Regions from separate parts of the Homo sapiens genome. Here region 1 is linked to region 2. The links are chromatin loops, found by intact Hi-C in ENCODE. Cell type or tissue: PC-3. All regions are shown on one strand. Links, peaks and the distances in the headings refer to the core of each region. The heading gives the core; the rest is flanking DNA. Region 1 overlaps KCND2 (potassium voltage-gated channel subfamily D member 2). Region 2 overlaps KCND2 (potassium voltage-gated channel subfamily D member 2).

The links. Peaks named below come from ENCODE experiments on the same cell type or tissue, not always from the same donor. Only the 100,000 strongest peaks of a DNase experiment are listed, where the experiment ranks them.
Region 1: it touches region 2 in a loop (2.7-fold over the local background); 1 of 110 quality-filtered maps calls a loop at or near these places.

The regions. Positions count from the first base shown.
Region 1 is chr7:120,710,111-120,718,217 of GRCh38, reverse strand. The region is part of intron 1 of KCND2 (potassium voltage-gated channel subfamily D member 2); the gene reads right to left. Among named protein-coding and RNA genes, the nearest start is that of TSPAN12, 140 kb to the left of the region's middle. In PC-3, for the core only: no CTCF peak of the experiment used is centred there; no DNase peak of the experiment used is centred there.
Region 2 is chr7:120,404,688-120,411,173 of GRCh38, reverse strand. The region is part of intron 1 of KCND2 (potassium voltage-gated channel subfamily D member 2); the gene reads right to left. Among named protein-coding and RNA genes, the nearest start is that of KCND2, 130 kb to the right of the region's middle. In PC-3, for the core only: no CTCF peak of the experiment used is centred there; a DNase peak (open chromatin) is centred at 3,953; H3K27ac peaks cover 835 bases.

The DNA of each region.
Region 1 (8,107 bases), core at 1,219-6,218, 310 kb before region 2:
ACATTGGTACTGTAAAATGTATTTCTTCAAACATTTCATGCTTCTCGATTTTAGTAAATACATCTTTGGGGTAAGTGAAAAGAGGCATCTCTGACTATTAGCTCATCTGCCTCCTTCCTATCACTGCCTCTCTCCACCATTACTGGATGCCTGCCTTCAACAGGTGGACAGAAGATGAAAGGGAGAATGAGCTGACTGCCCTGGTTGCTGCCTACCACTTATGTAATATTGGTGCAGGGGGGAGAAGGAGAAGGTATTATGCTCCAAACACTGTGCTAAGTGTGGAAAGGCACAAATTAACAGCAGCAGTTCTTGCTGTTAGTGACCTCTAGGAGAGAGAGACAAACAGAAAATAACATTTGAGAGTAATAACTGCAATAATAGAAATGATGGTAGGATTCCTTGGGAATTGAGTGTACTTGGGAAGTACTTCCATAAGGAGGCAAGATTTGAACTGAATCTAGAGGAATAAAAAGAAGTTAGCCAAGCAGTAAATAGAAGAGATGTGGTTTTTAAGAGGCGTCCAGGCACCTCCTAGCTGCAGGATAATCTTACAAGTAGGTGGAGTAAGTTGCTGTCTATGATGATACTGAAATGGTTTGCTTTCAACTCCATGTCTCAAATGCCTACATGTATTACATAAATTCCACAGAGACTAATTCTGCCTAAGAAGTCTTTTCTTTGTCAAAGTTACAGTATCCTCTCTTATCTACTGTTTTGCTTTCCATAGTTCCAGCTACTCAATGTCAACTGTGGTTCAAAAACATTGAATGGAAAATTCCAAAAGTAAACAATTCATAAGTTTTAAGGAACGTGCACTTCTAAATAGAATGATGAAATGTCACCCTGCCCCACTTGTCCTGCCTGAGTCATGAATTAACCTTCTGTCCTGCGTATCCACACTGTATATGCTACCTGCCCAGTAGTCATTGACATTGTCTGCTCCTGACATCAAACCATTGACATCGTCATGGTTTCATGATCCAGGATCACTCGAAGCATTTGATCCTCCTTCTGATGATTGCTAGAAGGTCAATAGTAGCCTAATGCTAAGTCACAATGCCTACGTTAGTCACCTCATTTCATCTCATGATGTAGGTATTTTATCATCTCACATCATTGCTTGAGGAAGAAGAGTAGAGTATAATGAGATATTACGAGGGAGAAAAACCATGTTTGCTACAACATATAGTTATAATTTTTCTATTTCATTATTAATTACTGTCATTAATATTTTACTGTGCTCAACTTATAAATTAAACTTTATCATAGATATATATGTATAGAAAAAAAATATTGAGTTCAGTACCATCCTTGGTTTGAGGCATCCACCGGGGATCTTGGAGCATATCTCCCTCAGATAATGGGGGACTGCTGTATTCCTGAGAATTGTAGCATATTAAGACTTTGAATTCATACAGGCATCTCTTTGGGATTAAATATGTATATCAAATTATTTCTTGAAGACAGGTTTTAATTGGGAGAGACTGAAGAGCAGTCACATTTAAAGAAGGGAAAAGGGCCTAGAAATGAAGACTGGGGCACTGAAATCCAAACTTGAGGCTATTGAAAAGTTTTAGCCAGGGCTGGTTATGCCTAGAAAAAGCTTTTATTTTTCTTCTTCGTGAACTGACTTTTTTAAAAGGGGTATTTGTTTGTCTAGCAAGAGTGAAAGGAGCCAGCCATTATGCCTTAGAGACCCTGTATTGATCTTAGCAGACAAACCACTAAATAGGAGTTGACTGCTACACAATGGAGGATTAATTCTCCTTTCCGCACAAGCCTACAGTGGGCATGTCAATATGCATTTATAAACCTCCCTCTGTGTGGAGAAGAGAGCAAAGAACCTAATAAACAGATTAATGTAGGAAAGTCATAAGTGGCCATTTTTTTTCTTAAATTAAACTCTATGAAATAAAATCAGAAAAAGCAATTTTTATATAACTTTCTAATTTTATTCATTTTTTTGATTTACTGCTTATACATAGTATATTGCTAATTATTTTACAGTTTAGAAGGAATAAAATGTGGAAAAAAGTTTTTCCTTTACCTTAGTGAGGCTTTCTTATTGAAACATCCCAAAAGATTATGGAAGATTTGACACAAGAGTGAACTAGGTAATTATGAGCTTTTGCTAGCCTAGAAATATGATAATCTTAAGTGGAATTTGGCTTAGCCTTACCGAGTAAAAAAGTAAAAACTCTCTTAGCTAATTATTTGTCTGAGTGAGCGTGAACAAAAATTTCACATTAAAAAAAGAAGTAATTGTCATTTTAACTTGATTGTTTAGGTACTGATACAAGTTAAACTCCCTCATTTGTAATTAATGAAACAAGTCAAACAAGTCTACAGCTGGTTTTCAGGAAAGAGTAGAGAACTCACATGGGAAGCTGCATGTTGGCTTTAATATCAAGTCAGAAAATATTTTGAGTCCTATAAAGTGTTGTCACTCTATACCTACTCAAACATAATACCATCAATTAAAAAGGATGTAGAACTGTGGTGATGTGTTAACTTTAAGATCTTTATCTTTCTCATGATATGTGTGATGTACTGTTCAGTAGTGGGATGGCTAGGTTGAATAATTTCTCAATTTTCTTGCTCAAAAACCAACATAATTTTGCAGTAACAGTAATTCTGGGGTCCTAACATAATGACTTTGAAAATAAATGTAATGATTTTGTTTTAGCTGTGTTTGTGCCTTTATATACGGAACATCCACCCTTCAGATGTAATATCTTCTGAGAGCAGGAGCATCTCATTATCATGGAGTAATGGATGCAGATAAGAAGAACACCCAGAAGTTGTTATTAACATGAAGTAAATAGGTTAGTGTAGCAATATTTCTTATTCTTTCATAAATTGGATATTTAAAGCCTAAGTAGTATTAGAAGGGCAGGACTACCCTTGAGCAATGACTTACCTTACATGGTTACACAACTATCATATTTTTTTTTCGGAATTAATCTTAACATTTCTAAAAAGAAAAAGAAAAATCTTGGGGATGACAGAAACAGTCTTACTGTAAAAACTGTGCCAAATCCCTGCCATGTGCAAGCAGAAAGATGTGAGTCATCCAAAGTAACTGCCTTTACCAGCCAAGAGTCTCTGTAATCAACTTTGATCGGCAAAGGCTGTACTCTTTCTCTAATGAAGGTGAATGCCAAGGGAAGTCAGAGAAATGAGTGAGAGGTATACGTGGGGTATTTGGTCTACACTATCTTTAGAATGTAAGTGCTTGATTCTCAATCACTAATTTCTGATATCCCAGTATATTTAGTATTTCAACAAGTTATTCTGTGATTTAAATTTTATTTAATTAACTTGAAAAGTGTGTGTGGGTATTATATATATATATATACCCGATACAACTAAATTTCAGATTAGCAAAAGATAACAGGATCATTTGAATGGAGGGTTTATGTGGAGGCACTTGTCATATATATATGGTGTTCTGTTCTCTAATTAGGAATGGCTGCATGTTATAAAATGAAAACAAGAAAAGAAGGATGTCTTGACTCCCAAAGGATAGGAATGCTACCGTAAAGAGATTTTCTAATTTTATGTTCTATTTCATTATGCCATTGTCACCCCAGGGGAAGGTAAATGACATAAATATTAAATGTGAGCAAAGAATATGACATAGAAAGAGCAGATATCTGAATAGTGCTGATGTTTTATTATTCTAAATTAATATACACTGCTGAAAAAAGTGCAAAGATTTGTTGTTTCTGTGGAGAGATATTTGCAAACACAATATTGGCTCATTCTGCAATGCTCATTCATACAAAGTAATCTACAAATTATAGTTGAATGCTTTTTATATGTTAGTTTCATTGTGTTCTATACAACCAACTTATTTTTTACTTGCACAATCAGATAGAAGCAGTAATTTATTTTTTTTTGTCAAAACTTACTTATCTAAAGAAAGGTTTATCTCACCAACTTTAGCTGGGAAATTAAAATTTCCAATGATTGAACATCTTAGTAGCATTCTCAATGGAAGCACATAAAAAGATGTTTACTTTAGGAAGAAAATAAGCGAGCTTCTTAAGGGAGACTGAGGCACTGTAGAACTGAATTATATAGCAAATGTTTGATTTTCTTATATTAATTGTATATCGATTATCATTAGAGATTAAATAATAATTGATGTGCTCAACTGGGCACTGTAAAAGATATGGTATCCTCCAGTGAGCAAAATATTTCTTTACTCATTAGCCCTTCTTGAATAAATTATTGCAAAGAGAAAAATGTTTATCACAAAGCCAATATTATTACTGAGCTTGTTTGTATCTGCTATATCTGAATTTGCTTCTGATATTCCAGAAAAATTAAGCCAAACCAAAACAAGACTAGTATGTCAAAACAATCCAGAATTTCCAAAATCCATACCCTCACATTTAAGACTAACTCACATAACTAATATGACAGCAAATCCTCTCAATGACAGTGAGATCTACAAGTCCCAGTTGTTACTTTAGTTTGTTTCAGGAAAAATCTGATACAACTAAATTGCAGATTAGCAAAAGATAACAGGATCATTTGAGTGGCGGTTTTACGTGGAGGCACTTGTCACTATTCATGTCCACCTCTGATGTCATATTTGCCCAGATTTATGCCCTGCTTGAATTTTGCTAAGAAAAGTAGCCTACTGCTACTGATTGCTGAACACTAGAGTAGCTCTTTCCTACTGTTTCACAGTTGATGACATTTTATTTGAAGGAACATGACTGTGAGTTTTTCTCATTTGGCAAGACATGAAATCAGAAGACCTGTGGTCAAGTTCAGCTCTGTCTCCTGCTAGCCATGTGACATTGTACTCAATAATCTAGCTTATTTAAGATGGTTTCCTATGTGTGGAATGTGGAGATACGAATATTCACTTCCTACTTCCCAGTTCGTGATGGAGATTATTACACCAAAGTGTCCTATTCAGATCCAGGCAGACTCTGCTCTTGGAGGCTGAGTTGGTGCATGAAGGTTCATGGACTTCCTAGGAGCTTCTCTTATAAAGGGCTGAGCTTTAGTCCTCCTTGGCTAAACAATAAATAACATTTATTGGACACTATGCTAAGAACCTTATATGGAAAAATACATTTATAATAAGTTCGTAACCTCACAATGAGGTGGCTATTAATATTACACCTTTATTACAGGTAAGGGAAAGGAGGCTTAGCAAGGCTAAATTCTTGCAGGGATAATCACAGGAGAGGTGACAAGGGCTACGTGGGCATGACCTCACATTTTTAAAAGAGCTGATATGCAGTCTTATGATCCTATTTATAAATAAGACTACATCTACAGGTGTTGTGCATGCTTATTAATGGCAGAGCTTAAATCGTACCCAGGCATTCTGGACCTTGCAGATGAAAATAAGTCTTTCAAGAAGGAAATCGGGATAGGTTACACATTTGTTCAGAAAATTTAGGCTGAGCCATCACTTCAGAAACCTGTAGCTGATTTTTGAACTTCTAATTTAAGATTACTATTTCTTTTCGTTTCCTTCTATTTTAAAACCAAATAAAATTTATTCTCTTAGATGGACATGTTTTGCACTTTTCATTATGGACATTTGTCTGTTCTCCTTATCTATTAGTCTTTTATTCATTTGTATTCCTCTTACACTACAAAACTAAATCAAAAAGCACATTTCAGGCCAGGCGCAGTGGATCATGCCTATAATCCCAGCACTTTGGGAGGCCAAGGCAGGTGGATCACCTGAGGTCAGGAGTTCAAGATCAGCCAAGGCAACATGGTGAAACCCTGCCTCTACTGGAGAAAAAAAAAAATGGGCGTGGTAGCGGGCACCTATAATCCCAGCTACTTGGGAAGCTGAGGCAGGAGAATCACTTGAACTGGGGAGGCAGAGGTTGCAGTGAGCCAAGATCACGCCACTGCACTCCAGCCTGGGTGAAAGAGCAAGACCCCATCTCAAAAAAAAAAAAAAAAAAAAAAAAAAAAAAAAAAAAAAAATTCAGATATCCAAAATTCAAAGAAAACCCACAAAATAGAAGTTTTATGAATTAAATAGACTCTTCAGATACATGTAAGAATTAGACGTACCACGACAAAAAAAAAAAAAAAGCTTTCTTATTTCAGTGCTTTTGTGGTTCATATTGACAGAAGGTAGGACAAGGAACATCAGCTAGGACCGATCAAGTCAGCTCCTCTTCATCTTTTAAATTGGAAGGAAGCACCTGAGACATCAACTATTGAATGAAGCATAGTACTCACCTTAATTTTGCTTTAAATTATTTAGTCTTTGTTACACAATAAGCTCTTTTACTACTCACTTTAGCCTGTGTATTTTGATTTGTTCATTTATTGACTTGCCTGATTATCACCCAGTATTTAAATAAATTATGATTCTAACTATAAATATGGACTTTGGTGAACCCTTACATTAAAATAAAAAATAAACTCAATCTTACAAATCATTTTTGAACTGCTGTTGCTCAGAAACTGAAATCTCAAGGAATAGAACCAGAATATTTTATCAACTAAACCTGAACAGAACTTCTATAAATTACAAAAACTATTTAAAGCCTTTTACTTGTTCATAAAGAAATACAAATAATTAATGTCAAGTCTTCAATTACAAGAACGGGTATATCCTCATGTGATTCAATGTAGGGAGCCCTCTGGGTCCCCTTTCTAGCTTAACATTCTCCATCGCCTATTTAGTTCTACTTGTTTTCATAAGGGAATATATTATCTTTCAACGTGGGCCTCTAGAATTTCTTAAGTTTGAAAAAGTTCATCTTCATAGCTATCAGATGTTAAACTGCTTTAAGCATCTTTGTAAAGGGAATGCAAGTCATTGCAAATACAATGTTGAATTCATTGCTTTGCATATACTAATCTTTGGTTTTACTGAATAAATAATAAATATTACATAGAATGCAAAATATACACTCAGAAATTTAAATGTGTATAAGGACTGTACTGATGAAATCTGTATCTTTGAATTTTTGATCAAATGCTAAATTCAGTGTCTTTATGTGAGATATGACATCTCTCACACAATTCATAAATCTAATTTGTCATCTTTTATTTAATCATGTTTATATTATGTAACAAATGTATATAAAATATATATCATCTACATTTCGTATTTTTGTGTCATATGCATAGTTCTAATTGTAATGTAATTTAAGAAAATACACTTGTATATTTTATATCACCAAATAAATTGTGGAAGAAAAGTAGAAAATATATAAGAAACAATGTATACAGAATAAAAATGTATAATCAAGGGCATACGAATATACTGGAGCTAAATGACTAATGAAAATTATAAAAAAGATATAATAGTTCTAGTTTGGTCAAAGCATACAGACATTATCTTTGGCTTTAGTGAGCTTATCGAGAATGAATTGGGTATGAATGCATGCTTTGCCAGCCCTGGGTGCAAATTATAATGCTGCCATTGATTAGCTATGTGAGTTCCTCAACGTTTATAAGACTAGGTTTTCTCATCTGTCAAACAGACCTAAAAACTTGTTTAATTTTTTTTTATACAATCTAAGTACCAACCTTAGATTGGCTCCTTAGGCCAGGACAATTCCAAACTGTGATGGTAAATAAGATAAACTTTAGTATAATTGCTAGAACATATGCTTTCTGAACTGGGATTATGTCAGGAGAAACTGGGGAAAAAATGGAAAATGAACCCAGACTCAAAGGACAGTGAAGATATTGACCTTGTTTGATTGTCTCATTCTTCAAAACAGGCTGAAGAGTACAAGGTTCTTCTCCTGGCTAAAATATTTGCAGCTATATGATTGTATAATTCAACTTTTGTTCAATTTCAATAATGAAGTGGGGGAGAAAATATAGCTGCACTAAATTACCTGCTCCCTGCACAGATTTGAATATTTAATACCTCAATCAATGGCAAAGCAATTATAAATGTCTGCAAATAAAAATAATTCCTTGTTCCTGGTGTGCAAACATATGTATGTGCCTCCTTTGCCAGTTACAATAAAAGTTTGAAAAGCGTCTTGGGAACTACTTGTCATCCTTCATTGTCCTCATAGTGTACTGAAATCAAGTATCTTTATCTTGGTAAAATATGACTCATTACTGTGGGAGTTTGGATATA
Region 2 (6,486 bases), core at 1,485-6,484:
CACTCAAGATTTTTACATTGAAAAAGACAAAACATTGCTGTAAGAATGTAAAGAAGACTTTTGCACATTGATTTTGAATCCTGAGACTTTGCTGAAGTTGCTTATCAGCTTAAGGAGATTTTGGGCTGAGACGATGGGGTTTTCTGAATATACAATCATGTCTTCTGTAAACAGGGACAATTTGACTTCCTCTTTTCCTAACTTGGAACCAACCCGAATGTCCATCATTGATAATCTGGATTAAGAAAATGTGGCACATATACACCATGGAATGCTATGCAGCCATAAAAAAGGATGAGTTCATGTCCTCTGTAGGGACATGGATGAAGCTGGAAACCATCATTTGGAGCAAACTATTACAAGGACAGAAAACCAGACACTACATGTTATTACTCATAGGTGGGAATTGAACAGTGAGAAGACTTGGATACAGGATGGGGAACATCACACACTAGGGCCTGTTGTGGGGTAGGGGGAGGGGGGTGGGAGAGCATTAGGAGATATACCTAATGTAAATGATGAGTTAATGGGTGCAGTACACCAATATGGCACATGTATACATATGTAACAAACCTGCACGTTGTGCTTATGTATCCTAGAACTTAAAGTATAATAAGAAAAAGAATTAAAGAAGACATAAATAAATGTAGAGATATACCATATTCGTGGATTAGACGACACACTATTATGAAGATACTACTATTGGTGATCTACATATTTAATAAAATCTCAATTAAAATTTCAACATATTTTTATAGAAATTGACAAACTGATTCTAAAATTTACATGGACCCAAAGAACCTATAATAGCCAAAAAAGAATTTTAAACAATAAGAACATAATTAGAGAAATTACATTATTTCATTTAAAGACATAACATAATGCTACATTGTAAAAATAGTGTGATGTTGTCATAAAGACAGGCATATAGACTGATGGAAAACAATACAGAGTTTGAAAATTGACCAATATACATTTGGTCAGTTGATTTTCAACAAATGGCAAATGTATGCTTAATAAAAAAAGATGATCTTTTCAACAACTGTCACTACAATAGTTGGATGTAATATCCATGTGCAAAAAGGAATAATAATAAACCTTGACTTTTTATCTCATATCACATAAAAATAACTATAAATGAAGTATAAACTTAAACATAAGAGCCAAGATCAAAAAATTATGAAAAACATAGATTTATGTGACTTTGGATAAGGTAAACACTTCCAAAATAAGATTAAAAAGCAAAAATTTTGAAACAAAAAATGATAAACTGTAGTTGATCAAAATTTTTAAATTTTGTCTTAGGAAGACTTTGTTAAGAAGATGAAAAGCAAGCCACAGATGGAGAAAATATTTGCAGAACATGTATTAGATAAAGAACAAGAACTTGTATCTAGAATACATGAAGAACTCATACAACTGAATAATTATAAGGCAAACAACCCAATCAAATAAATGGTCAAAAGATTAAACATAATTTTGACCAAAAAAAAAGTATGGCCAAAAAACATGAAAAGATGCTTACATTTTTTAATCATAAGAGAAACACACATTAAAACCACAATGAAAGATCACTACACGTCCTTTAGACTCAAAGTACAAAAGTTGACCACAGCAAATTTGGGCAAGGATGTTACAGCAACTAGACTCTCATACATTGTTGGCAGAAATGCAAAATGCGGCAAAAAATTTGGGAAAGTGGTTTGGCACCTTCTTATAGAGTTAAACATTTGTATATTATCTAGCAATCTCAAACAGATATTTTATGAAGAAAAATATGAATATGTCTACAAAAATGTTTATCAATGTTCATAGAGCCATAGTATATAACATAATAGCCAAATGATCATCAGCTAGTAAATTGATAAACAATCTGAGGTGAATATTACATTGTATCTTTTTTCATATGAAGGAATAGGGGCACACAGTGGTTAAATATCTTTTCCAAAGTTCTTTACCAAGAAAGGGATGATGCTATAAAGCCAACTAAGATCTCTCTGACACCAACGCCTTGTTCCACTATGCCACATCATTTCCCAGCAGCATTCTGTTTTCCAAATTGGAATAAATCACATATGTTTCCTTGGTCTTATTAAAATATGTAGCAATGACCCTGAGACTTACATAGAAAGAGCAGCATGTGCATTTGCTCTTAGCGTGACCTTCCAGCCTCCCTCCTTCTTAAGAAACATGTACAGAGTAATACTTGACATATCATTGTCTCTTTTTTTCTAATACCTTTTTCTCCTTAAGGTATTTTTGCGCTCATATCATGTAATTTAAATACTCCACATATTGCATATTCAAGTCACCGTGTTTGGTAGATAGTGGTCTTCAAATATGTACTATGGAATTATTTGAAGAAACAAATCTATATAATAATGTCAAGAAGGAGGGAAAAAGAGTACCCTGTCTCTGATTCTGTCCGTCAATAAGTAAGAACATTGGATTCTGTGTGTATGTGTGTGTATGTGCACATGTGTGTGTGTCTGTTGGGGGGCAGGGGAGTGTTGATCACAATGACTCCTGAGGGAACAATGGAAGTCCCATTTTGAATTGAACATTAATAGAGCATACGACAACTTCCAAAACACCATTTGCATAATTCGAGTCTTAAACTTTTTGTTGTGTATTTCTTTTTCTCAGATCATACCCTTGCTGTTCCTCCTGTCTTGAGTATATGGTCTGTGTAGGCATTCTCATCATTTCCCCTGTCTTTACATGTTATATGTTGTGGTATAGTAGTGACTTACCAATCTTTACCTCTAGCTATAATAAAATCTTGCTCCATGGCTCGAGATATATGTCTGAATTATCTCTTAGGTAGATCCCCCTGTATGTACCATTAGGACCTCAAACTTGAAAGGACAACAATTTAATCTTACTGTTCGTCTTCCTGCACTGTTCCTAACCCACATCTCATTCTGCTCCTCTTTTGTTCTCCAAAATTGATTAGTGATGATATTTTTCATTTAGTATTTCGAGCTACAAACTCAACATGTATTCTCAATTCTTCCTTCTCCTTCGCATCCCTTCAATCATCATGGGTTTATAATTATATTCCCTAAATATTTTTGGACTAGATATTTTCTCTCCATTTTACCTGACTCAGCCTTGGTACAGGCCCCCATTTCTTAAACATGTGTTGCAAGAGCAAGAGCCTCTTCGCTTGTCACCAGAATAACTTTTTGAAATTATAAATCTGATCATGATTTTCTTCCTAGAATCATTCCTTGACTCCTCTTCACCTACACAATAAAGTGCAAACTTTTCAGTAAAACATCTACATCTCTCCAGCCTCATCTTTCATCTCTTAACTCTTCATATAGTATGTTTGAGAAATGTAGAATTATTTCATATTTCTGGAAGACATGAAGGCATTTATGTTTTTATATGTTAATGTTTTTATAATATGATTACAATTTTATAAGGTTTCTATATTATATTATTATATTTTTATATTATAAAGTTTTTATACTACATAATAACTGAATATTTACATAGAAGTTATTACATACCAGACTGTTAACATGCTTTATATGCATTATAAACTTTATAGTAACCATCTGGAGTTGGTCTTAGTTTGTCCATTTTACAGGTGAAAAAACTGAGGCACAGAAAGGAGAGTATATTATCCAATACCACATAGCTGGTTAGTGATGGAACCAAAATTCAAGCATCAGTGGTCTGGATCCAAAGTCCATGTGCCTAAACACTACAGTATGCCTGCCTCTCCCTTTGGAGTCTTATTATTGCATGCATGAAGTGCTGTCACACTTTTGGGGGGTTTGTTTATAACTACACTATGAGCTCTTTCAAGATAATGTGTACTTCTTATGTATCTCTACATTCTTACTCTCTAATAAACTGTTGGCACACAATAGAGCCAATAAAACTTCTTCACCTTCCTGCTCAACAGCGACAAAAAAAACAGTATTTCCTAAGTTTTGTTCTATGTACACATCTACGCTGTGGGATGATTCACGGGAAAAACATTTCACATTCAAATGTGTTTGGGGGTTCATCTGGTCTCTGTCTTCCTCTTGGAGTTTCACAATGCACATTAATACAACCATAGCGCCATGAAGGTGTATTATAGGAAATTTTTTTTTTCATTGAGAATTTCCCAAATATATTTGAACTTCAAAATCTCACTCACGCCCTTACTGCATCCCCGAGGAATAGCTATCACATCTTATGAAACTACTGTTTTGAAGACTGTGCTCTGTGAAATTCTGATTTAAGAGATAAAGACAAAATCACATAGCCAGGCATTCAAAAGTCATCATATCCTGACTCTAAGCTAATTTTCTAGTTTTTCTACTCTATACAGATACCCTTCATATAGCCATGCTCATTCTTATCTTAAAAACGATCATTTTACTTTCTTATCCCTCTGCCTTAGCTGTGGGCATTTCTCACACTTCTTAATCCTAGAATGACTTTCCTGCCCTGTTTCCATTCTTCATTTCTCAGCTCAATTCCTAACTTTGCATTAATGTGTATCTCACCTCTCCAGTAAAGCAATCTTTTCTTGTGAACTCCTTTAGCAATTATTGCCTACACCATTAATTTTGCTATTAATCAGCTATTGCTGTGTTACATATTTCTATTGTTGACAAGAAAGGTTATTTAAATTATTAGTGTGCATGTGTTTTGCTTTTGAAAAAAAGTCATTAAATTCTATGACCTGAATTCTCCCCATGTCTACCCAGGGCAGTATTGGAAGCACACCCTAAAAGCCTGATATTTTGTTGTTCCCTCTAAACCAGCAGAAGAGATTTGCTAAAATCACAAGCTTCACTGAATATTAATGCAGTGAAAGAAAATTTCATATGATTGAGAGTTTACATCTTTTATGTTGTACAAACCAGGTTGATTTTGAGATTACTAGAAGAAAAGTGTGTATTTTAAATACACCACTTTGAATTTTATTTGAATTAATGATCCTTTTGATGGGGAAAATTTTTTTCAAGAAGTAAAAGTAAATTGTGTCCATTTTATTTAACGATTGGTAGGCCATAGTTATTCACCAGATATCATATGCCTCTCTGGCTTCCCTGGGAAAAAATAAATATATTACATTAAGATATTTGTTTGTGATGAGAACTGAATTCTAAAGTAGTTCCTTTATACCACCTTCATAAGACAAATGCACCTTCCTGAAAACACATAACTGAGAAATGAAAGCTACAAACAAATGAATTTTCCTTTTTAAAAAAATCACTAACCAATACCTACTATACCATGACAGAAACCAATAAACACTCAATGCAATTTATAGTTTCACTAGCATATGGAATTTTCCCAGGAGCTTTCCTGGTGTCTAAACCAATACCACAAAATGTATTGAATACTCCTACCTTCATTCTACACTTAATATCTGTCATGATTTTACCTTTAGAAAGACAAATTAGTCCTATGATGACAAGTAGTTCAGTAACCACCTGACAAACAAGAAGGTTTTTAAAAATATCTGTTCTCTTAATTTTGATTTTGATGTGATATCTATAGTTATAAATTTTGCAGATATAACCTTATAACTGTGTGCATGTGAATGATATCTTTTAGTGCTTATTTACCCATTTTTACTTGAAACATTTATGGAAATATACATGGAAATGTGTTATCTCTCTAACATCATGGAAAAATTATGTTGTATTTTAAACAAGTCATCAGAATAAGACATGATCTTTCACTAAGATGTGTTTTCCATAACTCTTTCTTGTTTCTAAGCTTCATTTGTATCAGTATCAATCCCCACTATTCAGTCCATCTGGACCTGTGGCACTATCAGTCACTCCTGAAGAAATGTCAGGAGAAGACATTAGAAACTCAAGTGGGATTCACCACATTAGATATCACAGTGACAGGCTTTGTAAAGTTGGCTTGAACTAGCACATGGTAAATGTTAGCTTTAAAATTGAAAATGACGAATGATGGACTGGACTTAATTTAACACAACCTTTATTACTTGCATTGGCTTTTAAAAGACTAAACCTGTACTGGACATTTTTAATTCTGGCCCCTTTGAAAAAAAATGTAGATCTTTTGCTTCCTTAAGATAATTCATAAAATATAAATGGAAGTACTTAAATCACAAATCTGACAATTTTTCTTCATTATCTTGTTAACTGCAAATAAACAACAGCATCCAGACTTTGTTAAATTCATTCCCAAAGGGATTTTCTATAGAGTCAAATGTAACTTTGGAGTGACTGAATCTACTTGTGTATGGTAATTATATTATCTATCTTTACATATATAAAATGAGGTGCCTGATTTTATCTGCAATGCCCATTATGATACAGGGCATTTGTTATTTGCTCCATCAATATTTGTGAAAGAGAAGAAAGGGAAGGAAGGAGGAGGAGCTACAAAAGACAAATTCACAAAGGTCCCCCCCCAAAAATCAGTGCTAATCAAAGAGAATCCTAGAATTTTCATCCTCTATCACACATATCAAAAATGAATCTAAGAAAGGTT